3 separate regions of the Homo sapiens genome follow, and all the other regions are linked to region 2. The links are chromatin loops, found by intact Hi-C in ENCODE. Cell type or tissue: endothelial cell of umbilical vein. All regions are shown on one strand.

Region 1 (8,000 bases), 120 kb after region 2:
CTGATATGCAGACCTTCCTCTTGTGAATTTGTTGAGGACTTTTCCTACAAGGTCTTCTCCAAGGTCTGTGTGAGGGTTCGGCATTAGCATCTGGGAAGCCAGGGATCCTCATGCTAAGGCAGAACAAAAACAGGAGTCAGGGCTGGAGAGGGGCGTCTGTGGTCTCTGGGGCAAGGCAGCTTGAGGTGGGACCCAGAAGTCCAGGGAATCAGAGAGGAACAGTGGGTTGGAGTAGATCTGTGGGTTGGAATAGGTCTGTGAGAGGTCTTAGGGGAGTGGTCTTGCCCACAGTGGAGTGGCCCCGAATCCACTGAGGATCCCGGGATGGGGGTGCAGGCCTTCGGTTATCATAGACTGTATATGTGTATCTGGGTGGGGGTGGGGGTGGGGGTAGGGTGGTGTGTCTAAGTTCTTTCATGTCTGGGGTGGTGTTGTAGATCGAACTTCTCCCAAACAGGCTCAGCCACACCGGTAGGACGTAGTCTCTTCCTGTTTTGCTTTATGATGTTCCTGTCTCTTAAGCTGAAAAGAGCCCCTGAAAGCCACTATTTAGTTGCCTATACTGACACACACCTGCGATTGGATGGATCGTCTCACACAGAGAGTTATGCACCATTCATAGCTAACCTCAGGGCCGGGGTGGTGCTCAGAAACACTGTCTTTATGATATACATGGGCTTTTGAGCTCGTGGCTTGTGGTTGTGGACTGAGAAAATTGCTTCCTGGGTTTATAGAGATGGTAGGGGAAATGACCCTCTTGCCACCACTTATTCAGTGATGGCTTCCTGGTGTGATGCTTGGGGATGGATGTGACTGAAAGGATTTCAGGAGTTAATTGGAAGAGTACATCATAGCATGCATGATTGATCCCTATGTGGTATTATCATTATTAGAATCCCAAAAAGGTGATGGTTAAAAGAGTACTTAACTATTTGCTGGTCACTGGAGAGATGGAAACACTGAACATGTTTGTCCTTATCCTGCAAGAGCTCAGAGCCTAATATGGACAGCAGATCTGTAATAAATATTGTAGGGGATGGTAGAGGGACAGATTCACATTGACACAAATTTTTAAAAAGTAAATATTTAAAAGTAAACTTTTTCCCTCCAGAATATTACTGGTATTCATCTTCTTCCAGATAGAATATCTAATATAAAACCTATGAAATTTATCAAGAGAAGGCTTAATACAGGAGATGCTGGAAGCGCATAGATTTTCCTCAAATCCCTCTTGGTACATGTGAATCCACTACATCCAGAATCAGGCCATGCATCTTCACCAAATCATTCCCTTTGGGGAAGTCGTGGCTCAGTGCTCTTCTGGTTCAGGAACACTGAGCCAGAGTAAATCACCCCTAATGGTCCTCTCTGCAGCCAGTGAGATTTCTAATACAGCAAGAATTCAATAGAACAATACCTTTCTAAGGTACTAGCTAGACTGTTAAGAGGGGCTAATGTGGTAGCAGCCTCCTGGCACAAAGGCAAGGGTCTGTGGTTAGTGACTGTCGTGTCTGTCTGAGCAGGGAGAATGTCCGTGAGCAGAATAGCTGGTGTCCAGATGCTCCTAGTGAACTTTTATCAGTGAGCAGACGTGGCCTGGGAGGGCAAGCCAGACAGTCCAGCCGGCTTGGAGCTGGAAGGGAGGAGTTCAGTCTTAGGTCAAGATACTGTGCTGAGGGAGGTGGAGCTGTAGAGGCAGTGGGCAAACTGGGGGCTCCCTGGGAGCCCTGGAAGCAGCTTCCACCACTTTGGATATTTGGCAATTGGAGGTGGAAGGATGCCAGGGAAGGTGTTTGGGTTTCTTTTCTCTGTGAAGTTATGGCAGTGCCATCTTCCAATCAGCCATCAAGAGAGCCACCTTTAAGAGTGCCTCAAGTGAGCCAAATTAGGGGATCGCCGGGACAGAAAAGCTGCTGAGGTGGGATGAGCACTGTGGATCATCTTCTGCCCTTCTGGAAGTCTTTGTGGGCTGGACATCCCAAATGTGGGCCTGGGAAAATAACATTTCCCATACTTCATGTGTGTATGTTTCATTTTTTACAGTGGTGCTTTTGATAAGCAGTGTAACATCAAAGCCAAGAACTGTGCTTTCCATTTCTGGAAATATGAGGAGCCCAGAGGCTTCTCTTTGAGATAAGAGCTGTGTGACTGTGTGAGCTACTTAATTTCTCCAAACTTCAGTGTGCACCTTCTTTGCAGGGCTGTATAAGGATTCATTGAGATGCTAACCATGACACACTTGGCTCACAGTGGGTACTTAGTCCTTGTCAGCTTTCCTGCCCGTCTGCAGGGGTGGCAGTGGTGCCAGGGGGTGGCGTGCTGAACTGCAAGTTCATCTGGGATCTCCTGGTTGTGTTTGGATTTAGCTGGGGTGTGTCCTCTCCTCCTACACCTTGAGTCACCAGCCAAGGTGGAGGAGAGAGGATGGGGTGTAGCCTGTGTCCAGCTCTCTCTTGGACATGGTTGGGAGGTGCTGACCACAAGTCCGAGGCCCTGAAAAGAAGTGCTGCAAGGAGGATGTTTCTTTCCCCATTGGCACAGCATCAAGGTTCTCAACAGCTGGACACAAACAAGCTGTTCTGGGAGCCGTGTCTCATTCCCCTTCACCTCCTGCTTGCTGCCTGCTACGCTCACTGGTCACCAGGGCTGACGTATGGGGAGGAATGGAGAGTGGTCTCACTGACAGTGGATGTCATTGTTTGCTCTCTCTGGAAGGAGGATGTCTGACCGAGGCCAGAGACCACGCTCAGGGGACCTGGACGCCCGGGGAGTTCAAGCGAGCCTCTGTCCTCAGTGATGGAGTCCTGGGCCACTGGGGCAGTGTTTGGGTGCTGCTTCCACTCTGGCTCTTGACAACAGAGTTTGTTCCCTTTGAAACAAGTTTGTAGGAACCAGAGTGTGTGAGGGGCCTTTGGCAGCGCTGAAGGAAGGGCAGCTGGAATCTTTGACCCCCTCAGGCCCCCGCTGGCCTGGCTAGAGAGCTCTGCCTGGAAGGGGACCTCTGTTGCTGGGCAAGGGAAGGCACCTTTGGCTTTAGGAAGCCTGAGGGTCTTGTCCCTGTCCTGGTTGCCAGGGCTCTGCCTAGTGCCATGGAAGGGAAGACCAGATTGGAAGTGATTCAGAAGCCGAATAAATGAAGAGCGTGACAGCACTTGAGAGTCTTTGCGCATGTCATCTCATTTAATCCCCTAATAGCAGCAAGGGCGAGAGGCTTAGACATGTTAGGAAGCTTGTCACACCGTAAGCAAGACAGCCAGGAATTCTGATCTCAAGTCCAGCCACCCCTGACCATCGCAGAGCTCTGTGTGTGTGTGTGTGTGTGTGTGTGTGTGTGTGTGTGTGTGTGTGTGTGTGTGTGTGTGTGTCCCCGTCCGTCCCGAGCTGTGTGTGTGTGTCTGTGTGTGTGTGCACGCGTCCCGGAGCGCACGCACCCATCAGTGAATGCTGCCTCCACGTGGGCAAGGCATATGCGTTTTTCTTTCATTATTCTCAGAAACAGGCATCCAGTGCAGAACGGGCCTGTAATGGTTGCTGACTAAGTGCTTAATGGAGATGTTTCTGCTGATAAGCCTCAGTTGAAAAGGGAAAGACGCAGGCAAGCTGGCCAACATCAAAGCCGGGCTTTGTTTATAGATAAGGGTAGGTTTCATTCTGTGGGTTCCAGAGCCCCTGTCCCCAAATCTCAGAGGGGGTGAGTTTTAAACAGAAACTGTGTTTATCTCCCGCAGTGGGCTGGAAGACAGGCCTGCTGGGACTCAGAAGCTTCCCTCCCTCCCATCCTCCCTTCCTTCCTTTTTCCCTTTCTTCTTCCCTCCCTCCCTTCCCAGATAGCTAGCCACTGCCCTCATTTATAACATAACATAAATAATGCTCTCTCTGCCCCAGCTGTTTCCGTTTGGTTTTTGTTCTTCACATATTTTATTCGTACTTGATTGTGGGTTATTTAAAGTAATTTGGAAAATATGAATATTAAGTAGAGGAATCTGGAGAAGAGGTCACAGAACTGTAATGGACCCAAGCTGCAAAAATGCAAAACACAGTGTGTAACCATATGTGTGTGGACCTTCCCTCTTAGTTAAAACTGGCCATGACATGATGGTATGCCCCTCTTAACAGGTGTTTCAACTAGATGTAACCAAGTAATAAGTAGCTTCAATGATTGGGTGATGACGATTGGACTAAATTGTAATCTGGGCAGAAGTATAGAAATTCAACAGTTTTAAGGGCATTTGTGATATATGTGTATGTGTTACTTATGTGTTCTTCAGGACACAGATGGGGCCAAAGGACAAATTTTCTGTGTTTTCAGCACTGGGGTGCATGAGGGAGCAGGTGTCGGCCACACCAACACATATAAGTTGTTGCCTGCGGGTACAGATCAATGAATTCTTTCCTGTTACTTCATGGCTCAGAGGAAAGAAGGAAGAGCCAGCAAGTTAAGATCATGTATATGACGTAGAGCTAATCCTTTTAAATTACATGTTACAGCACTTCAGGTTTTGATATGCCCAGGACTGAGGTCCTTTTAGGTTTTCAGAAGACTGAGAATTCTTAGGAACCTAGACAGGGCCTCTGTTAAGGCTGAGCAAGCTGCGGTCTGCCTTCCTGTCTCTTCTGTTGGGCAGTCACGGGGGTGCTGATGCCAGGTGGCTTGTGAGCCTTCCCACTTTGCACTGTGCCTGCACTCGGGTGGCTTTTTATCAATCCGATACTGTTGCACTCACGTCCCACTTTGAGGCTGGATGAAGTCAAGCTGCCCGCCTTGCTGCCACCCTCTCTCATTCCAGTGTCTCTGACCACACTCTCACTAGGCCCTCTGGAAATCCCCTGTAGGATTTTGGAGGAGCATTCTGAGAACGGTTCTCTTGTATACGCTCTTGTTGTCAGGACACTTGAGCCAAAGTTGTTGGTCATTTGCCCCAGGAGCCCCTTTTCTTCTGCACGCTCTTTTTCCAGGGGATTTCAGGGTAGGTTCAACACTTTAAGTTACCCCGCCCCCTTTTTGGTATTTGTAGTGGCTTACACGCCCCAGGTAACTGAAAACTTTTGTTGGCTTATTAGGGGCATTTCCACATTGGAGCTGTAATCCGTGGAGATCAGGAAGACGTTTTCTTTGGGTGACTTTTTTCTCCTGGTGATGCAGTGGGCCAGTGCAAGGAGGAGGGTGAGTTTAGTTGCTATACACAAGCCAGGTACAAGACTTCCAGAGTGAGAGGGATAATTTACACCCTGTGGCTATTTATTTAGCACATCTTTTGTGTGACTCTCCAGTGCTAGGGACAGGGATCTCAAGATGAGTAAGACCTGGTTCCTGCTCTTAAGATGCTCATGGTTTAGTGGAGGGGACAAAGTGGGACACAGGTGATGATGGCATTACAATGAGAATGTAGAGAACCTACAACTGCTGCACCCCTCCCTGTTCTTCAAGATGCCTTCTCTGGCCATCAGGGCAGCATGTGCAGAGGCCCGCTGGTTTGGAATAGTGTTTCTTTCCATGTGTGATGCAGCGTTCCCTCAAAGCCGAGGCGAGGTTTATGCACACTGCCCAATTGAAATGTGTCTCATGTTCACTCGCTGCTGGATCAGCAGAACCTCGCGCAGGGCACTCCTTGGGCTCACGCTAGCTACTTTGCCTTTGTTTCTTCAGGCCTTGCGCTGCTTGGATTGAATTGGATTCTGCCACGCTGATATTATTATCTCACGCCTTTAAAGCCAGAATTTGTAATAAACTACTAATGTTCTTGGAATAAAGGCACTTCAGAGCATGCGTAGCTTGAAATAATTCTTCTAACACCTAGAAATTAGCCAATTTTACTTTTGAAGGAGATGAGAATAAACATTTAGTGGTCAGCCAGACGGAGAATAAATGGCCAGCATTTGAGATTTTCCTGCTCCTGTTTATGGAGAGAGACTGGCATGTACCTAATTCCCAACTTGTTGATCTGTTGTACCCTATTTTAATTATTTTGCCAGATGTAAACATTTTCCCTTTTTTGTGAACGGAGTGTTTACACCATCTATCACATTTAATGTATTCGGTGCCTGTGAGTGCCGACCTCTTCAAAATTTGTCGACTTCATCATCCGTGTGCTGTCCAGAAATGAGATCTTGATGCCCCCCAAATGAATTATGAAAAGCTTTTCATAGTAATATAATTGATCCACTGTTGGCCACACTTATAAAAAAATCAATGTTAACGTGTTAATATTTCATGAGTACCCACGTTGCCAGCTCCTTGCAATGGGACCAAACTATAAAGAATGAGAATTGTTTCACAGTAGCCCAGCACATGGACAGAGTGCCAAGAAAGGGAGTTCAGGGTTGACTTGAAAGTTTGAAGCGCAACAGGGCCATTGAAACACAGTCCTCTGACTCATGTCAGATTGTTATAATTATTTAATGCCCACAATGCAGCTTTGTCCCCACGGATTTATACTGGAGAGGTTTCTTACCCACACATTGTGGTTATTAGCTGCAAAGAAAGCGGCGTTTGTTTATAATGACATGGGGTATATCTGGATGGCAAAGAAAACACTGCAGATTCTGTCTTCTTAGGAAGGAGGCAGGAATTTGGCAGATAACCTATAGGAAATTGGGAGACATGCTGTCATTACTTTTCATATATGTGGGTGGTTGCAGCCAATAACCATTAGACACCTTTTAGTTTTCACCTTTGTCCCAAACTCTTGAGAGAATGGAATTGCATGCTTACTTTTCATCTATATGACGTTATACAGCTGGTATGCCCAGAGTGTATCTCAACTTAATCTTTTTAAATGTGTCTCCCAAAATCCCTTTCTCAAGGTTCTACATCCTGCCTCCATGAAATTTGGTGTCACCAACATTGTCTTACAGAACCACTGTTACTATTTTTATAAAGAGTTTATAAATATGTTTTGAAAAGTTCTCATGTGGCTAGATCTCATCAAGGGATTTTTTTTCAGACTTGAAAAATAAAGTTAAAGAAGTAAGGCTTTGGGGCCTCCCTGGGGACATGTCTGGTTTGGAGATCAGTGGTGGTGCTAATGGCCCTGAGTCCGGCATCCGGCTCCTTGGGAGAAGAAAGGTCATTAAGTCAGAGAGGACCAGTCAAGTCCAGCTCCTCCAAACTGCTTTTCTGTGTGTCTTCCTTGGATGTCCTCCCTTCTTCCCCTACATGGAACTCTCAGTTGCCTTTGCTGTCAGAGGAGGTTCAATATCAATGGGTTTCTCAAGCTTAGAGGGCAACAGGGAGACATTGAACCACAGTAGTGTGAAATTGTCCGCAGGTACTTACAAGCTGGGGTGTGCAGATGCAATTTATAATTGCACCGGAAATACTTGTAACCTTTATCATGCTTAGTGGTGGAAATAAGAAAATCTATGTGAGTCAGCTTAGTACTAACTTGGGACCAATATGAAGCAACTGAATCCTCTTAGGTTTTGCAAGAGAGCTACAAATAGAAAGCAGACACAAAACATAGGCTAGAGTAACAGTAAATGTATCTGGAGCCTCAAATCAGGACTCATATATTCAATTCCTTATTTTTTGTTTTCTGGTTCAACAGGAAGTCTGGGAGATCTATAGGAATTTGAATTACCTTTAATGGTTTATGGGGACCAGAGAACCTAAACTTTAGAATTGGGATTGTCCTGGAAAATCTGGAACACATATTGACCCAGATCCAGACAGTGGGTTATGGAATATGATGCAGATGATGAGCCAATTAAGAGAAAGGTTTGCATTTAAGCATCTTCCTCTTGTACTGGTGACTGAGTGACTCCAAGGTGGCACCATTATCACCGGTGCTTGTGCAGAGGTGATTTTTTTTTTTTTTTTTACACTTTGCTGTCTGAAATGCTTTAAATGATTCTTTTAATTAAAAAAATTAGTTACCTATATAAATATTCACTTGGTAACCCCTTCATTTAAACAGTCCATTTATGCCTTATGCACTTGTATGTGTGTGTGTGTTGTGTTTCACGGTAACAAAGTTTTTTGTTTTTTGTTTTGAGATGGA
Region 2 (8,000 bases):
TCCCCTCTTGCTGGATTTCCTGCTTTGTTGTTTTTCTGTTTTTTTTTTTGTTGTTGTTTATTTGTTTGTTTTGTTTTTAAATTTTTAGTTTGACAGGCTATTTCCCTTTTGTTTTCATATTTTCTGTTGTCTCTCCCTCCTCCCTGGAAAACACATCCACCCTTCCTGCCTCCACTTTTCACCCTTTCTCCTCTGCTCTTATCACTTTAAGATCTCAGAGACTCTACCCTGCAGTTCACTACATTTCACCAAAAATGGTCATCAGAAAAGCACCACTTCTGCTCTCTTTAACACTGGATTGAATCTGTTGGCTTATAGAGTTCCCAGCACTCTTGATAGTTGTTACTATTTTGGAATAACATAACTCATTCTCATCCGCATTATGCTTATGAACTTGTGGAATGACACAGGTTTCCTTCACTTATCTGTTTGACCTTGGGCAACCTCTTTATCCTTCTGAAGCACAGTTTCCTAACCCCTGAAATGGACATAGAAGTGCCTTCCTTATGGGTTATAGTGCAGGTTCAGTGAGGGTGAGCACAGTGCTGACTCGCGGAGAAGTGTCTCATAAATGTTAGCTGCTGCTGCTAATTATGATTGTGACTACCATCATCCAGCAGCTGTGAAGTAGAGTGCCAAGTACCTCTTCTGTAGCATCTGTCTCTCTTTTTGAAGGAGGGGGTCAGGAGCAGAATCTTATTTTTATTTTAGATTTTCAGTGTCTTTGCTTTGGGAAAGTTTAGTACAGTAGAGGGCAATTGAACCCCTGTGCACCCATTATCACCCAGCAGCAATCATCACCTCATGGCTATTCTTGTAAACTCCTGGCTCCTCTCCCACCAGATTATTTGGAAGCAATCCTAGTTGTCATACCGTTTCATCTGTAAATTAGTACATATTTTAAAAATATGACTCTTTTTAAAAAAAAACAACCAACTATTGATACCGTGATCACACCAGCACTGTAATAACTCCTTAATGTTGGCCGGGCACGGTGGCTCACTCCTGTAATCCCAGCACTTTGGGAGGCCGAGGTGGGCGGATCATGAGGTCAGGAGATCGAGACCATCCTGGCTAACATAGTGAAACCCCGTCTCTACTAAAAAATACAAAAAATTAGCCAGGCGTGGTGGCGGCCGCCTGTAGTGCCAGCTACTCCCGAAGCTGAAGGCAGGAGAATGGCGTGAACCCAGGAGGCGGAGCTTGTAGTGAGCTGAGATTGCGCCACTGCACTCCAACCTGGGCGACAGAGTGAGACTCCGTCTCAAAAAAAAAAAAAAAAAAAAAATAATAAGCCCTTAATGTCAAATATCTAGTCACTGTTTGGATTTCCTTGATTGTCTCATAAATGTTTTTTCATAGTTGGCTGGTCTAGATGAGGGTCCCAAACCAGATCAACAGGTTATATTTGGTTGCTGTGTTTCTTAAAACTCTTTAAATCACATCCCCACCTTTCTTGTAATTGATTTGTTACAGAAGCCCCTGTGTTTCTCTTCTAGACTGCCTCGTTCTGGATTTTGCAGTTGTATCTCCATGGTGCTGTGTATTTTATTCTCTTATCCTCTGTATTTCCTATAAATGGGAAATTTAGATGTTGACATTTGATCTAATTCAGGGTTTTTAAAAACTTTTTTGATGCAAATATTTCATAGCTAGTATTCTACCAGGAGGCACACAATGTACAGTGTCACTTTTTCTGTGATGTTAGTGCCATTGATTGATGATCTCTGCCTGTATCTATTATTTCATGTAGTTTTTGCAAACTGGTGGTTCTCTGATACTCTAGTTCTGTTTTTGGAGACAGGTCTCACTCACTGTGTCACCCAAGCTAGAGTGCAGTGATGCGATCCCGGCTTGCCGTAGCCTTGACTTCCCGGGCTCAGGTGATCCTCTGACCTCAGCCTCCTAAATAGCTGGGACTGTCAGTGCGCCACCATGCCTGGCTAGTTTTTTAGTTTTTTGTAGAGACAGGGTTTCATCACTCAGGCTGGTCTGAAACTCCTGGGCTCAAGCGATCTGCTCACCTCGGCTTCCCAAATTGCTGAGATTACAGGCGTGAGCCATCTCACCCAACCCATTCCTCTTTTTATGGAGAAGGTTTCTCTTAGCAACTATATGGTTAACCTAGCATATAGTTTGTAAAGGAAAGATAGTTTTTTTTTGTTTTGCATATCATTAGGCAATCACTGATTTTAAATTATTGAATGCGTTTCAGTCCATTGCAGTTCCTCCTCTTACTGATGCTCAAATTGTTTCATCTTTGGCCAGTGGGAATTTCTTTAGTTGGCTCCTGTGGCCTTTTGATGTGACCCTATTAATAGTCTTTTATAGTTTCCTTGCTGTCCAACCTCTTGTGTATTCTGGGAGATAGAATGAACCATTTCTGCAGAGTTTGGGTTCCTTTTAGTGAGAAATGGAGTTTCTAGGCTATGATGTGTGTGCTAGGTTCTCTGCTTTTTTTCTCCTCCCACTCCTTCAGTTGAATAATCTGCTCACCTTTGGAAATGGATCCTGCCTGCCATGTCAACTCTAATCGTGGTAAAAGCTTTCCTTGCACACTTGCTCATGCCTGGCCTCTTTGGCTCTCATTTGCCACTTTCATGCTTGTGCTTGTCATCTTGTCCTTTCCTCCCTTAAGAAAAAGACCAAACTGAAGAATTACCATGGATGGTTTGTGGTTTGACTTGCCTCCTGAAGGCCAAAGCTCATGTTAATGTAGGCTTCACAGAAGTCTTTAGTCATTGCCTTCATCATGTCTGCCTGATAGTTTGTTCTATTCCTTGTATACATAACCAGGACATGAGAGATTCCTTATCTTATTACCACCGTGAGCCATTCAGGCTGCAAGCTGTATTTCGATGGTATTGTTGGGTACGTTTGTACTCATCTGTTTCAATAAATATTGATTGAATTAAGCTTTGTACTTCTTCTCCAAAGTGTTTAAAATAGAATGTATTTAATGTCCTAGTCATTTAAAGAATTTATCACTAGTCTATTATTTTTATAAGCTTAAATAAGTTAAAGATTTGTAGTTTTAGATAGATTTATGCATTGGATCCCTAGTTGTAACATAGCTATTGTTTTAGTGCTGCGGGCCTATAGTAGTAGGCCTGCAAGTCTAAGATGAGTGTTTTTTATTTAACAAGTCTGCTATTAAACTTATTTTTAGTATTATAATTTCTGTCTTTGCTTCTTGGAAATTGTTTTATGCCCATGTTGGTGCATCATAGACTATGCACTTAGGCCAACCACCCCCCAGTCCCCCCAGCAAAGCAGGGCTCATTTTAAAGACACGCTCTAATGCTTTCTTCAGAGTTTCCATTCAGACCTACAGTTTTAGCTTCAGTAATACTTTTTTGTTTTGTTGGTGAAACAAAGCTGTATGCGTTCACAGTGCAGCCAACACAGTCTCATGACGGCACAAGTGAATAGTCCTGAAATTATCATCATTCTCCACACCACTGAGAAGTTAACCAGCATCCTGGCCTGGGAAATTTTGGATACACATTTAATGCCCCTCACCCACCACCCCGGCTTTTTTTTCTTTTTAAAGCCGCAAGCTTAATGTAATGGTTCCTCTGTATTAAAGGAAAGTACAGTATTGTAGGGGTTTATTTCCCCCCCGCCCCCGCTTTCCTCCGTGGGCACTGAGAGTAGGGGGAAGAGCCCCGTAATTCACAAGGCAGGCTTCTGTGCCCCGCGGTAAACTCAGTTTCACAAAGGGAATTTTCATTATGGTCCTGTGGCTCCCTAACATAGTGGAGGCTTCAGGAGGCAAGTGGTAAAAGCTACCAAAGAAAAAGCTGGACTGGAGCCACTGACGTCATGTCAGTAAATCTGCTGGAGGAGCCCAGCCATGCAGCGCCTGCCAGCCGGCCCCTGCACTTTGGCCTTGCCTGGTCAACTGTTCTTACTGCTTCCTCCACCCCCACCCCACAGAACAGCCTGTGTTTTTTGTGTTCTTTTCCCCCTTTTCCTTCTGTGCAACTGGGCTGTGTTGAAACCCATAAAGGCTTTTGAAAACCACCCCTACTGGTCCTGTGCTTAATGTCTTGTGTGGGGATAGTGGGGAGAACCCAACAATCCATGAATGAGGGAGGCTTTAAAAGTTTTTTCTAGTGGGGACCTCTTTGTGATGAATAAATCCACAGGGAACATCATGGAAAGCAGCCAGAGGTGCGAGCCCCTGGTGCTTAGTACTTTTAAAGAACTTCGCTTTTAAGTCCTGGGCTGTGTGCACATGTGTGTGTGCGTGTGTGCATGCGCACAGTAAAGGACAGAGAAGGCCAGTCAGCACATGGGTGGAAATACAGAATTTCAGCCTTCTAGCAGAGGATGATTTAAGAGAATGAGTTCCAATGCGAGTCCTTTATTACCCATTAATCATTGGTCTGCTCACTCTGAACTCTGGTTTGCAACTGGAACAGTTAAATCTTAAGCTACATGCTTCTGTACATCCTGGATATTTAGAGTCACAACCCCAGATGGGCCTGAATTAAAATATTGCTGTGCTAAATCTATTTTTACATCTAGGGGAATGACATCTAAAAATAAACCTTATCCCACCTGTTATCCACTTTTGGGAAGTTGAAACGCTGTTAAGTCGCAGCCCATGGATTAAGCTTTGATGACGGCTTCCCATGTGATGCCTGCATTCCACTTTTCCTGCCACTGGCATGATGTTTTCATTGTTTCGGTAACCGTTGTCCTCCTGTTTATTTTGCTGTGAATATTCATTTGCAAATAAGAGTGAAGCATAGGTTCAGACTGGTTTTGATTTTCCTGAATCTTAGGGTCAGAAACATATTAAAAGCAGTATCTTATCCATGAATCATGAGATGAGTCAGTTCCTGAAACCACTACAAGCCTCATAGTTCTTGGCTACAAGCAAAGGCAGGAAATCCAGGCTTCAATAACTTCCTTTCCCAGTCCTGGCTATAGCCGCGTTGGTGGTTAGGTTCTGCTGCCTGCCTTTGTAAGCGGTAGGAAGATGTATGTCTGAGGAACAAAGGCACTTGAGTCAATTTACTGAAACTGTTTATAATTTGTGGTCTTGATCTGAATGTCAGGCTGCGTTGGCACACCCTGCTCTGCTGTGCGGCCCGGCACAACTCAGCCAGGAAAGGCGGCAGGCTGAGTCCGGGGAAGTGCCCCAGCAAACACATGGCAAATGTTTCAAGGGGCTTTAGTGTTCCAGTGAATCCTAAAACTAGGGGACATGCAAGCCGACACTAGGCAGAAAGCTCTGGATTCCATATGTATAGTTGAAGTATCGACTCTTTGTTTGTTCTTCACTTGAGAGAAAGGAGAGAAAAAAGAGAGAGAGGGGAGAGAGACGAGAGAACAAACTAACACACTCGCCAGCCTGCCAAGCTCTGGCCTGTCTCTTGCTTTTACTTGCAGTTTACTTCCTTATATACAGGGTCCTCTTTTTTTTTTTTTCCTTTTGCAGTGTTTCACGCCAGTCTTCCTGACTTCAGAATCAGTTTTATAACTGTTTTATTAAATATTTTAAAGAGTAAGGGAGAAACACGAAGTTGTCTCCCAATGTTGGGTCTGCTGTGACTCGTATTTATTTTTCTCCTTTATGAGCAGTGCCCACTTTGTGTACGTACCCAAGTCAGAGCAGAGTTGGGTTGGTGTTTCTGTGTGAAGTTGGGACTCACTGTTGCTTTGTGCTTTACTTGTGAATTTATGAGCTTTTTCAATCTTGAGAAAAATTAAAATTGAGTGTGACTCATTTTCATTTACCAACTCTTACCTTCTTTTTCTACGCTAATTGGTGTTAGCTAGCGTGGGATTTGAGAAAATGGGACTGAAATGAGACCCTTCTCCCCCCTACTGTAGGTTTATATGGAGTCATTGGAAGTTCTGATAGAAGTCTAAAAATAGCATGGGTAGACAAACCCTGTGAAAAGACACTGAGGAAGATGGAAAAAAATTTGAGATGATGAGCAGTTAGATATTGATGCTACCTTTTAAATTGAGCTTGTTTCCAATTCATAGCTGGCAATAGCTCAGAAAGGTCAAATTCTATTTCAGCCTTTGTAAAGAATAAAATAAAAGCAAATGCAAAAGTTTGCCTGGCTTTTTAATCAAGTGTGGCTAATTCAGCGCACAGCCAGGCTGGCGAGGGCCACTTCGTTCTTACTTGTCGTTTGTATTTTGTGTTTGGGTAATTTTCTGTTCAACTTCAGGCCTCACTAAAAGGCTCTGATAAGCTGTTGAGAAAGTCGGGCTCATTTTGATTTTAGAGGCTTGACTGAGAGTCATAATTTCTGGCTGTGGTTCTCCAGATTTCAGGCTGGTACAAAAACTCCTTAGTCTTAGGTGAGTTTCTTTGGAAATCACTGTGAAAATATATTACTCTCATTAACATGTAAATAGTCACTGTCTAAACTTGGAGGAGATTTTTCCTTATGTTAAGAGAGGTACAAATCCAGTTATTTTTATTTGTCCTTCATTGATCTGACAGTTAACTTCTTTTTCATGTAGATTTCAGGCTGGGATTAGAGACTGAATCTTGAATTGCTTATCGTCTCTAGACCAAGTTGTTCGGGGCCAGGGATTGATTAATTAATTAAAATCAATGTAAATGGATTTGTAAGCCTCCTGTAACAGATTATCCTATTAGCAACCACACAGAGCACAGCCCATGATCTGTGAGGAATGTTTGTTGCCTTAAGTGAAATGGACCCAGACTGATGGACTCTTTGGGGTTACTTTATGAAAAACCCAGTGGCTTTTGTAAGGAAGGGGCCTCACTTAACCTTTACACTGAACAGATATTTCCTATAGATGGCAGATTATTTTATTTTCTGAGCCTGCCCCAGAAGGCTTGAGTTCTGTTTGTGTGTTGTGTGAGTTTCTACTGTGCCTGTGTCTCCCCAACCCTTGCATTCATGCCGTCCAAGACCTTGCCATATTTTAGCCAGGTTCTGCCCCCTTTCAGGTGAGATTCCTGCTAAGAACTCTTCTCTGAAGAAAAAAGGAGGAACCAGAAATACATTCCTATTTGATAGCAACAAAGTGGTTTTTTCCTCCAACCCAGGCAACCAACAAGCAAGCAAGCTACAAAGAAGACAGTTGCTTGTTATTTGAGGCTCTGACTGTACAGCTGTGCCTCCTTAGAGTGGTTAAGAAGACAAGATGATACTTTAGGAAAACTTTGTGGATTTAACAAAGGTCGGAGTTCATTCAGTGGCTGTCATGTACATTGTGTGTGTTTTTTTGTTTTGTTTTTGTTTCGTAATTGTGTTGGACAGGTAGATACTTTCTATAGTAGGACCAGCTCACCCACCTTTTCTTGGATCAAAGTGGGGCTATCTGAGCCAAGTTGAGTTAAACTCTGTCTCCTGCCTCTTTTGGGATTGAGATAGCAATCCCAGTTTGTCTTTGATGCTCACACTGTAGTTCAGGGAGACCCTAACTGGGGAGTAGATGTTTGACCCATGGGTATAGAGAAGTGTGGAATAAAGCCACTTTGCAGAGAGACAAGGAAACACAGTTGTGCTGAGGACGAGACAAGAGACCAAGGGAATAGTCTCATTTCCTGATGGTTTTCTATTTCCTGGTTTCCATCTCTTGTGAGGGTTGGCTGCAGTTTCTGATTCAGGGGTCTTCAGATGGACGCCTTGGCCTTATAATGAACTCGTATTCCCTTACCGTTTTTTCCTACCTTAGGTTAGTGGGAGTGGGTTTCTGTTAATTGAAACCAAATGGTGTTTGGCCGACTAGTTTGTTGGGAAATACACCCTGCGTGCTGTCCTAGGGAGGCCCCGTTCAGCAAAGGGAGCTCCATTTGGTTACATGTGCCTTCTGCTTGGTCAGCCATGCAGGGCTGCTCCCCTCAGCAGATAGAGCTGTCCTGGACCCTGTGCTCTCCTGTGTATTGGGTTTGAGGGAACTGACTCCGGTTCCTGGACTGTCTAGCTAACTGGGGAACAAGAAGGGCTACCCACTTCCACCCTGTCTCAGACTGGAACATTTCAAGGCTTGAC
Region 3 (8,000 bases), 400 kb before region 2:
AGTTACAAGCTAAGAAGAAGCAATTAGAGCTTTATGCAATTTTTTTTTTTAGAAATGTCTTCATTAAGTGATTAAGAGGCTAGCTTTGGCCAGCAGGATGTAGCTGTGCTTAAGACCTGCTTGCTCCTTATGGAAAACATCCAGCCTGGAAAGCCCAGGCAGCCAGCAATTGGGGGGTGGGCTATTCATCTCCTCATGGGGAGCTGGGAAGACTGTGTGCCCATCCATACAGGCTCCTCCTCAAACCCATGGGCTTGATTTTGAGAGCAGGCCTGTGGGATTGGGAACCTGCCAGACAGAGCAGACATGAAGCGCCTCCAAATGTAACCACCCGAAGGGTTCTCCTTGCCTGCTGCCTAGACTGAGCTGATTTCTCAAGACAGGGGAATTGCGATAGAAAAAGAGTTTAATTTACACAGAGCTGGCTGTACAGGAGACCAGAATTTTATTATTACTTAAATCAGTCTCCCTGAAAACTCGGGGATCAGGATTTTTAAAGATAATTTGTTGAGAAGGGGTTCGGAAAATGGGGAGTGCTGATTGGTCAGGTCAGAGATGAACTCATAGGGAGTCAAAGCTGTCCTCTTGCACTGAGTCAGTTCCTGAGTGGGGGCTAAAAGACCAGATGAGCCAGTTTATCAATCTAGGTGGTGCCAGTTGAACCTCTGAGCGCAGAGTCTGCAAAATATCCCAAGCACTGATCTTAGGCTTTACAATAGTGATGTTAGCCTCAAGATGCAATTTGGGAAGGTTCGGAATCTTGCAACTTCCAGCTGCATGACTCTTAAACCACAATTTCTAATCTTGCGGCTAATTTGTTAGTCCTGCAAAGGCAGTCTTGTCCCCAGGCAGGAAGGGGGTTTGTCTGGGGAAAGGGCTGTTATCGTCTTTGTTTCCAAACTAAACTATAAACTAAGTTCCTCCCAAAGTTAGTTCAGCCTACGCCCAGGAATGAACAAAGACAGGGTGGAGGTTAGAAGCAAGAGGGATTGGTTAAGTCAGATCTCTGTCACTGTCATAATTTTCTCAGTTATAATTTTTGCAAAGGCATTTTCACAAATGGAGTAAGGGAAAGAGAGGAGCTGAAGGAGCTGGTCTTGAGGAAGGAAAGCCCCCAGGTAGTAATTGTCACCTGTGCTCCACAGCCTGGCTGCTAAGAAAGAGTTCCACTGTGAGACCTGGCAGGGAGTGGAATATCTAGGACTGTTTCTAGACAGAAAGAAAGACAGAGGGCTGGGCTAGCTGGGCCTTGGATTTAGGGTCCTGGATTCAGACCCTCCCTGCGTCCATCTCCCACACCCACATCATGCCCTTGGGCTTCCTTTCCGTTCATGCTTCCTGGCCCTGCCTGTGTGCACATTCAGATGTTCACCGTCCCCATCCTTTCTCTCCAGCAGTGATGGAGGCGCAGGGGCCTGAAGCCTGGGAATGCATCTGCAGGCCTTGCCTGGGAACAGGGAACACGTGGACCCCACTGCCCACTCTCACACCCTAAGTGACCAAGACCTGTTTTTCTTCTGCATGTGATGTTCATTTTGCTCAGCTAATCCTCAAGGCCCAGCTGGCAGAGGGGTCTTCCACAGGAAGTACAGTGTCCCGCAAATATGTTTCCCTTGGAACCAGGCCAAGGGAGGGCCACAGCAATGATGGTCCACAGCCTCAATTAAACCTGGTTTCCAAAGGGTTTGGGGGGCTCTGTGGGGAAAGGGGAGGCAGAGAGTAGAACTTCCTGCAGCTTCCTGGCTTCAATCAGAGCAGCTCCAGTTTTTAATGTATTACATATATGGAACATTGATGGCCCGTGATGACCTTAGCTTTAAATAACTGTTCTGACATGAATGAATATGTGCATGTACGTATGTACACATGCATGTATAAATATGTCTACACATATGCATATACGCATAGATGCATGTAGATGCTCACTGATGATCTTAGTAATGATGGTTCATAATTTGAGGCATTCTCTGAGGGTGGTACCTGTCCCATAGCAGGGTCTCAAATATTTGATGCCAGGTGTGGTGGCTCATGCCTGTAACCCCAGCACTTTGGGAGGCCGAGGTGGGAGGATCACTTGAGCCCAGGAGTTTGAGACCAACCTGGGCAACACAGTGGGACCCTGTCTCTATAAAAAATAAAAATTAAAAAATTATCTGCGTGTCGTGGTGCATGCCTATAGTCCCAGCTACTCGGGAGCCTGAGGTGGGAGTATCATTTGAGCCCGAGAGGTCGAGGGGGCAGTGAGCCATGACCCCACCACTGCACTCCAGCCTGGTGACAAGCAAACAAAAACACAAAAATATTTGATGTGTGAACAAATGAAAAGTTTGGTAGAGTGTGTTGTGGGGACAGCAGTATGGTGTGAGGGAAGGAGAGAGTTCAGTCTATTATAATCATTAGTCTATTGACTTGTGGTAATTGAGCTATAGGAGATAAATTCCTACTTACTCTACACATTTAATGGACTCTTCCTCCCACCCCATCTTCCCTGTCCCTTTCTTTTTCCACAGCAGCTCTGCAACGGGCCAATAGCTTCCAGTCTCCAACCCCAAGCAAATACCAGAACTGGAGGAGAGAATTCTGGTGGAGTGAGTCACTAGCTCTCTGGGGGTGGGAGGCTGGGGCTGGGCAGAAGATCTCTGGTTAATTCTCAGGGGCAGCCGTTCTCATTCCTTACATGGTATCTCTCTGGCATGGCCTCCTGGTTGTCAGAGGCAAGAAATAAAATATAAGCTTGACTTTATTTCCACTGCTGACTAGAGGGAGCCTTTTCCAAGGGACTCAAGATCTTCCCATCCCCCTCCACCCCACCCCTGGCTCAGGAATTATGGAGCCTTAGGATTCTACAGTTTCACCCAGACAGGGCCTTAGCCATCATTGCCTCTAAGCTTTTTGAAATACAGATGAGTAAACTGAGGTTCAGGAACTCTATGATTTGATTCTGTACACTGGAGTGAGACTGGGCCATCAGATTAACGGCCTCACACAAAACAGGATGCTACACACAGACACCCACACATCCACACACACACACATGCACACGCACACACACTCACACCCCTACACATACACACACATACACACCTGCTCCTTTTTCTGAGTCACCCTTGGTCCCAGTGTCCTGGGGAAGAGCAGGGCTGTGGCAGGTGCTGAGGCGGCAGGCCCTGCCAGGGGGCGCAGTGAACACGCACAGTCTCACAGCATCTAGGCAGGCCGGGGATCCAGGGACTGCAGCACTCACTGAGCAGAGTTACCTCCTCAGGCCCTGAGCGAGGGGCAGAGACTCTTCATCCAGTTCCAGGCTCATCGCTGCCTTCCACCTCCCCCCACACCCACTCCCTCTCCAGCCTCACCCTAGGAGAGGAGGACCCAGAAAGGCCTTGGCTTAGACAGGGGTTTCTACCAAGAAACGTTGTTGCAGTTGGAACTGAGCCCTGGTCTTCCTTCCTTCTGAGTCAAGGCTCCCAGCCAGTGAGTCATTCCCCCACCATCCCCAGACGCACCACCGTCACACCAGGTCAGGCTGGGACAGGGGCACCTTGGGAGCAGGACCCAGGGCTGCACTCTTGGGCAGGCCACTTCATCTGAGGACAGCCTAGAGTCACTCCTGAATCCTCTGACAGCCCCCAGCGGCGACAGCAGAGGGCAGAGGAGCTAGCATTGCCACACATGGGTCATCGCCTTTACTGCCCTGCTCTGGCCCTCCCCAAGTCCCTGGAAGCCTGCTGCCCAGGCCCGGACTATATGAGTGTAGGGTCCATCCCAAGGCTTCCAGCCCACTCTACTGTGTGCCACCAGTGTGGGGGATCAGTCCCTCCTCAGGAAGCTCCCAGCCTGGGGTGAGAGCAGGGAGGCTGGTGGGAGACCCTCCCAATAGGGCTGGGTCGCTGGGGGAGGTGCAGGAGCAAGAGGACTGCTGAGCAGCCCCATGGTGTCTGGGATGGGCCTGGGAAACTCAGCCTTTAGTTATCAAGGAGTATTGCACAGCGTTTCTCGAGAGTATACAAAAGCTGCTTTGAGGGCAGGGCTTGAGTTTTGATCATTTCAATCAGCCTAGTGTCTAGCATGGTCTGGCCCGGAGGAGGAACCCAATCCTTGTTTGCTGAATCAATGAATGAAGTAAGGAACCAAGGAGCGAGCTGGCTGGACTGCGTACAAAGGGAGGACATGGATTCAGGCCTGCTCAGGCTGCCGCCCCTAGAGGGCGCTCCAAGACTTTGAGGGGGATTTGAGCCTTGCAAAACCTCCAAGTTCTGGGAAGCTGCACCATGGAGTCCCAGTCTCCCGAAAATCCCCAGAGCTGAAAGCCACGAGAGCCATCTTTTTTATTGTCTTTACTTTGCCCAAAAGAAAACCTCAGGGAGCAGGGCTGGCATTGCCATTGGGAGCAGAATGCATGGTACCATCCCTCCTGTCCAGAGGCATTACTGCCCCATCACAGCTGGTTCTGGCCCCAAGCCCCAGGTGGGAGGGCCGGAGGGGATATGTGGCTGCCCTGGGCACCCTCCCCAGCTGATCATGCTGCCAGATGACCTCTAGGATCTACGAGAAAGGTTGCTGCTGCCAGAGGGCCCAGAGAGGAGGTAGCACAAGCGCCTGACCCAGAGGCAGCCTGGATGCTGAAACTCAGGCGCTGGTGTGCGCATCAGCCTCCTTCGCACAAAACAACCCTAAGGGCCAGCTGCACGTGTGACTGAGACCCCTGCAGAAGGCAAGGCAGCCCCCGGTGGGCCATACCAAGGTTTCAAGGAAACGGCCAGCAGAGGGGGATGTGAGTTGGCCAATGAGGAGCTCTTGGCTCAAGAGTTGGAGAAATCCTGGCTGGGTAGAGTGTGCAGCCCCCTCTGGAATGGGCCAGGGCTTCAGCAATGTCTTTACTGGACGCGGCTTGAGTGCGTGAGAGGGTGGGAAACTAATGGAGTTCATATTTTGCTGACAACTAGCTTTTACTTTGTGTCCTGTGCCACTGGGCACCTCTTGTTTTTTTTTGTTTTTTTTTTTTTTCTTCTTGAGATGGGGTCTCACTTGGTCACCCAGACTGGAGTGCAGTGGCGTGATCTCAGCTCACTGCAATCTCCGCCTCCCAGGTTCAAGTGATCCTCCCACCTCAGCCTCTCGAGTAGCTGGGACCACAGGCGCGCACCACCATGCCTGGCTAATTTTTGTATTTTTGGTAAAAACAAGGTTTCGCCATGTTGGCCAGACTGGTCTTGAACTCCTGAGCTCAAGTGATCCATCCACCTCGGCCTCCAAAAGTGCTCTGATTACAGGTGTGAGGCACCATGCCTGGCCAACTGGCAATCTCTTTTTAGCCCATGTTATCTGCTCAACCACCCCATGAAGCTGCACCAGACAGCCCACTTTTTGGATGAGGAGACAGGGGTTAAGTAACTTGCTCAGAGCCAGGCAGCTGGTATGTGTGTGAAGGAGTGGACTTCCAGGCTCCCCTTCACCATCTTCTGAGAGAACCCCAAGACACAGTGGGCATCAGGAAGGGTAGGTTTCTCATCACCTCTCTCCCCAGGCTGTGCCCACCTCCCAAGCAGTGGCTTGAATGGCAGCCCAGGGACAAGGGGCTCGGCCTGAGCTGGGGCTTTGCTTCCCCCATCTCCTCAAGCCCTGCTGGAGTTCCATCTTGAAGGCAGTGCATGAGGACCACATGTGGAGAGAAAGAGACCCCCTAGCAGGGGTGGGAGTGGGGATTAGAGAAAGGAGAAGAAGGGAGTGGCTTCTGGGTCATGACCTCGTGAGACCTGAGGTGTTTCTGTCAGGCTTGTTTCCTGAGGTGGCCCTGGCTTCCTGTCAGGAAGTCCCTGAGGGATCCTCAGGGGGAACAAAAAGGCAGTCTGTTGAGCTGAGGGGACTTGAGGCAAGTGAAGGAGTTTGATTCAGAAGATGGCAGAGAGGGAGAATGAGGGTGCAAGGAGGAAGGGAAGAAGGAATTTGGCAAACTGAGGACAAGAACGGGAAGCAAGGCAAGGACTGACTCACAACTTTTGCCTTTTTAGGCTTGAACCTTCTAATCGTGGGCTGCGATGGGGGTGCGGTAGTGGGAGGCAGGCCAGCCGCCTCCCCAGCAGCTCCTTCCTGCCGCCCTCAGATCAGATCTGTTCCCAGAATTACCTTTTCCCTCCAAAGCTTTCTGCGAGGCCTCCCTCTGGGAGCTTGCTGACCGTGTGCGTGTGGTGCCATCTGTTCAGAGCCCACGGCTGGGACACACAGTCGCACATGTTCGCATTGATGTATGGGGGAAGGCAGGACAGAATATCGAGAACGGTGTGGCCTCCTGGGGGTGGAGGGGACTCAATGGGACTCTTCTTGGGATGGGACTTGGGTTTGGCCTGGCCTGTGTGGGTCCCTGAGGAAGAGCTTTTCACTCAGAGCTTTGGGGAAACTAAGACCAGGGGATTGTGTTGCGCTAAGAAGTGGATGAAAATCTGAAGGCTACACACCCTGCAGGAAAATCTGAATGGGTCCGCTGAGTGGCCAGAAGCAGGGAGTTGAACAAGAGAGTGGACTCGTTCCACGTGGAGGTCCTGGGAAGTTTCTGGGGGACATCCCTACGTGCCACCACGGTTCATGGGAGAGCTGGTTGGGCTGGGGGTAGGTACTGAGAGGGCAGATCTGAAAAAGAGCATGGCATTTTACTGAATCAATTTGAGGACAAGTGATCTCAAATGACCCAATATGGAGACAAAATGTTTGAGATTTTAGATTTAAGGTTACCATGCTTGAGGGGAGGAAGGGGAGAGCGGGAGAAGGAGGGGAGAGGGAGAGGAAGACAGTGCGCACATGTGAGCTTGGTTGATCTTACAGTAGGCTATGACTGTCAGAATTCTGCTCTAAGCAGACTAGATGATCTCAGCCCCCCACAGCACTGAACCAGGCCTGTCCTCAGGGCCCTGCCCCACTCCTTTCACCTCCATCTCTGAGTAGCCACACTGTATCCTGTTTGTTCCCTGACCAACAGGAGCTTGGCATGGGCCCACTCCATATCCTTCCAATGATTTGATACTCACTGTAACCTCCCTCTCTTGTGTGCTCTTAAAATCTCAAACGACTCTTCCTGTCTGAGAGCCTCTTGGCACACATATGAGAAGAAAGAGCCCATCTCATTAGTCGTGGATGTCTATCCTGTCTGTGCCCATGGCTAAAGGTCTAGCATCTTGTGGGAAGAAAGCTCAGGTGGTTTATTGACTGAGTGATTTAACACAGCCCAGCTCCCAACCACAATGGTTTTAGGATGCTCTTTGGAGGCAGATGAGCATTTCTAAGAAATGTTCTGGAAATGCCCTGATACACCTCTCAAGAGCATCATCGCATGAGTCTGAAACACAATGGTTATTAGACTTCTCACCCTGGGACTTCCTTTGCCCCACGGGACCCTGCCACTGCTCTACCCATTCCTCTGAGTCCCACGCCTTGGGCACCAGGAACCTCTGAGTCAGGCTCTGACATCTTCCTCTTTCTGACTGTTTATAGAATTGGAGCTTCACTTAAAGCCTCCTCTTTTCTTGATAAAATAATAACACCTTTGTAATGAAGAGTGTGTTCTTTCCTTGGTAGGTTTGACGCCAGTGAACAAAAGAACTATGTCACCTCCTAAGGACCCTTCTCCTTCTCTTCCTCTTCCTTCATCGTCTTCCCATTCATCTTCCCCACCATCTTCTTCTTCAACCAGTGTTTCTGGGAATGCTCCAGATGGTTCCTCCCCGCCTCAGGTGAGTGTCCCTGAGGGTCCTGCCCAGGTGTCAGGAAGCTAACCTACCTGTACTCTTCCCACCTTCCACACTTATCTCTGGATTCCACGTGCTCATAGGTCAACCTAAGTGCAAAGCCAGCGCCAGAAGATACTCTGTCAAGGGTCTACCCCAGCTGCCTTCATGTATACCTTTCACAAAAGCTCCTGCTGTTCCTTCACAGCCATCCCTGAGGACACAGTCATTCCCTCAGCAAACTTTACAGGGTTTAGACTCCATGCCAGGTCTCCATGAGATACA

Evidence for each region. A loop is a pair of places that touch in the nucleus more often than their neighbours do. Peaks named below come from ENCODE experiments on the same cell type or tissue, not always from the same donor. Only the 100,000 strongest peaks of a DNase experiment are listed, where the experiment ranks them.
Region 1: a loop joins it to region 2, with 6 times the contacts of the local background. A loop is called at or near these places in 21 of 110 quality-filtered maps.
Region 3: a loop joins it to region 2, with 4 times the contacts of the local background. A loop is called at or near these places in 2 of 110 quality-filtered maps.

The regions. Positions count from the first base shown.
Region 1 is chr11:12,811,476-12,819,475 of GRCh38, forward strand. All of the region lies in intron 3 of TEAD1 (TEA domain transcription factor 1), which reads left to right. Among named protein-coding and RNA genes, the nearest start is that of TEAD1-AS1, 110 kb to the right of the region's middle. In endothelial cell of umbilical vein, a CTCF peak has its summit at 3,446; DNase peaks (open chromatin) are centred at 3,506 and 3,876; H3K27ac peaks cover 849 bases.
Region 2 is chr11:12,688,976-12,696,975 of GRCh38, forward strand. The region is part of intron 2 of TEAD1 (TEA domain transcription factor 1); the gene reads left to right. Among named protein-coding and RNA genes, the nearest start is that of TEAD1, 19 kb to the left of the region's middle. RefSeq lists an enhancer at 4,433-5,632. In endothelial cell of umbilical vein, no CTCF peak of the experiment used is centred here; DNase peaks (open chromatin) are centred at 3,856 and 4,926; H3K27ac peaks cover 3,017 bases.
Region 3 is chr11:12,284,577-12,292,576 of GRCh38, forward strand. It overlaps a transcript of MICAL2 not described here. Among named protein-coding and RNA genes, the nearest start is that of PARVA, 89 kb to the right of the region's middle. In endothelial cell of umbilical vein, CTCF peaks have their summits at 3,156 and 4,193 (motif pointing right); DNase peaks (open chromatin) are centred at 1,545, 2,585, 3,435 and 4,195; H3K27ac peaks cover 4,070 bases.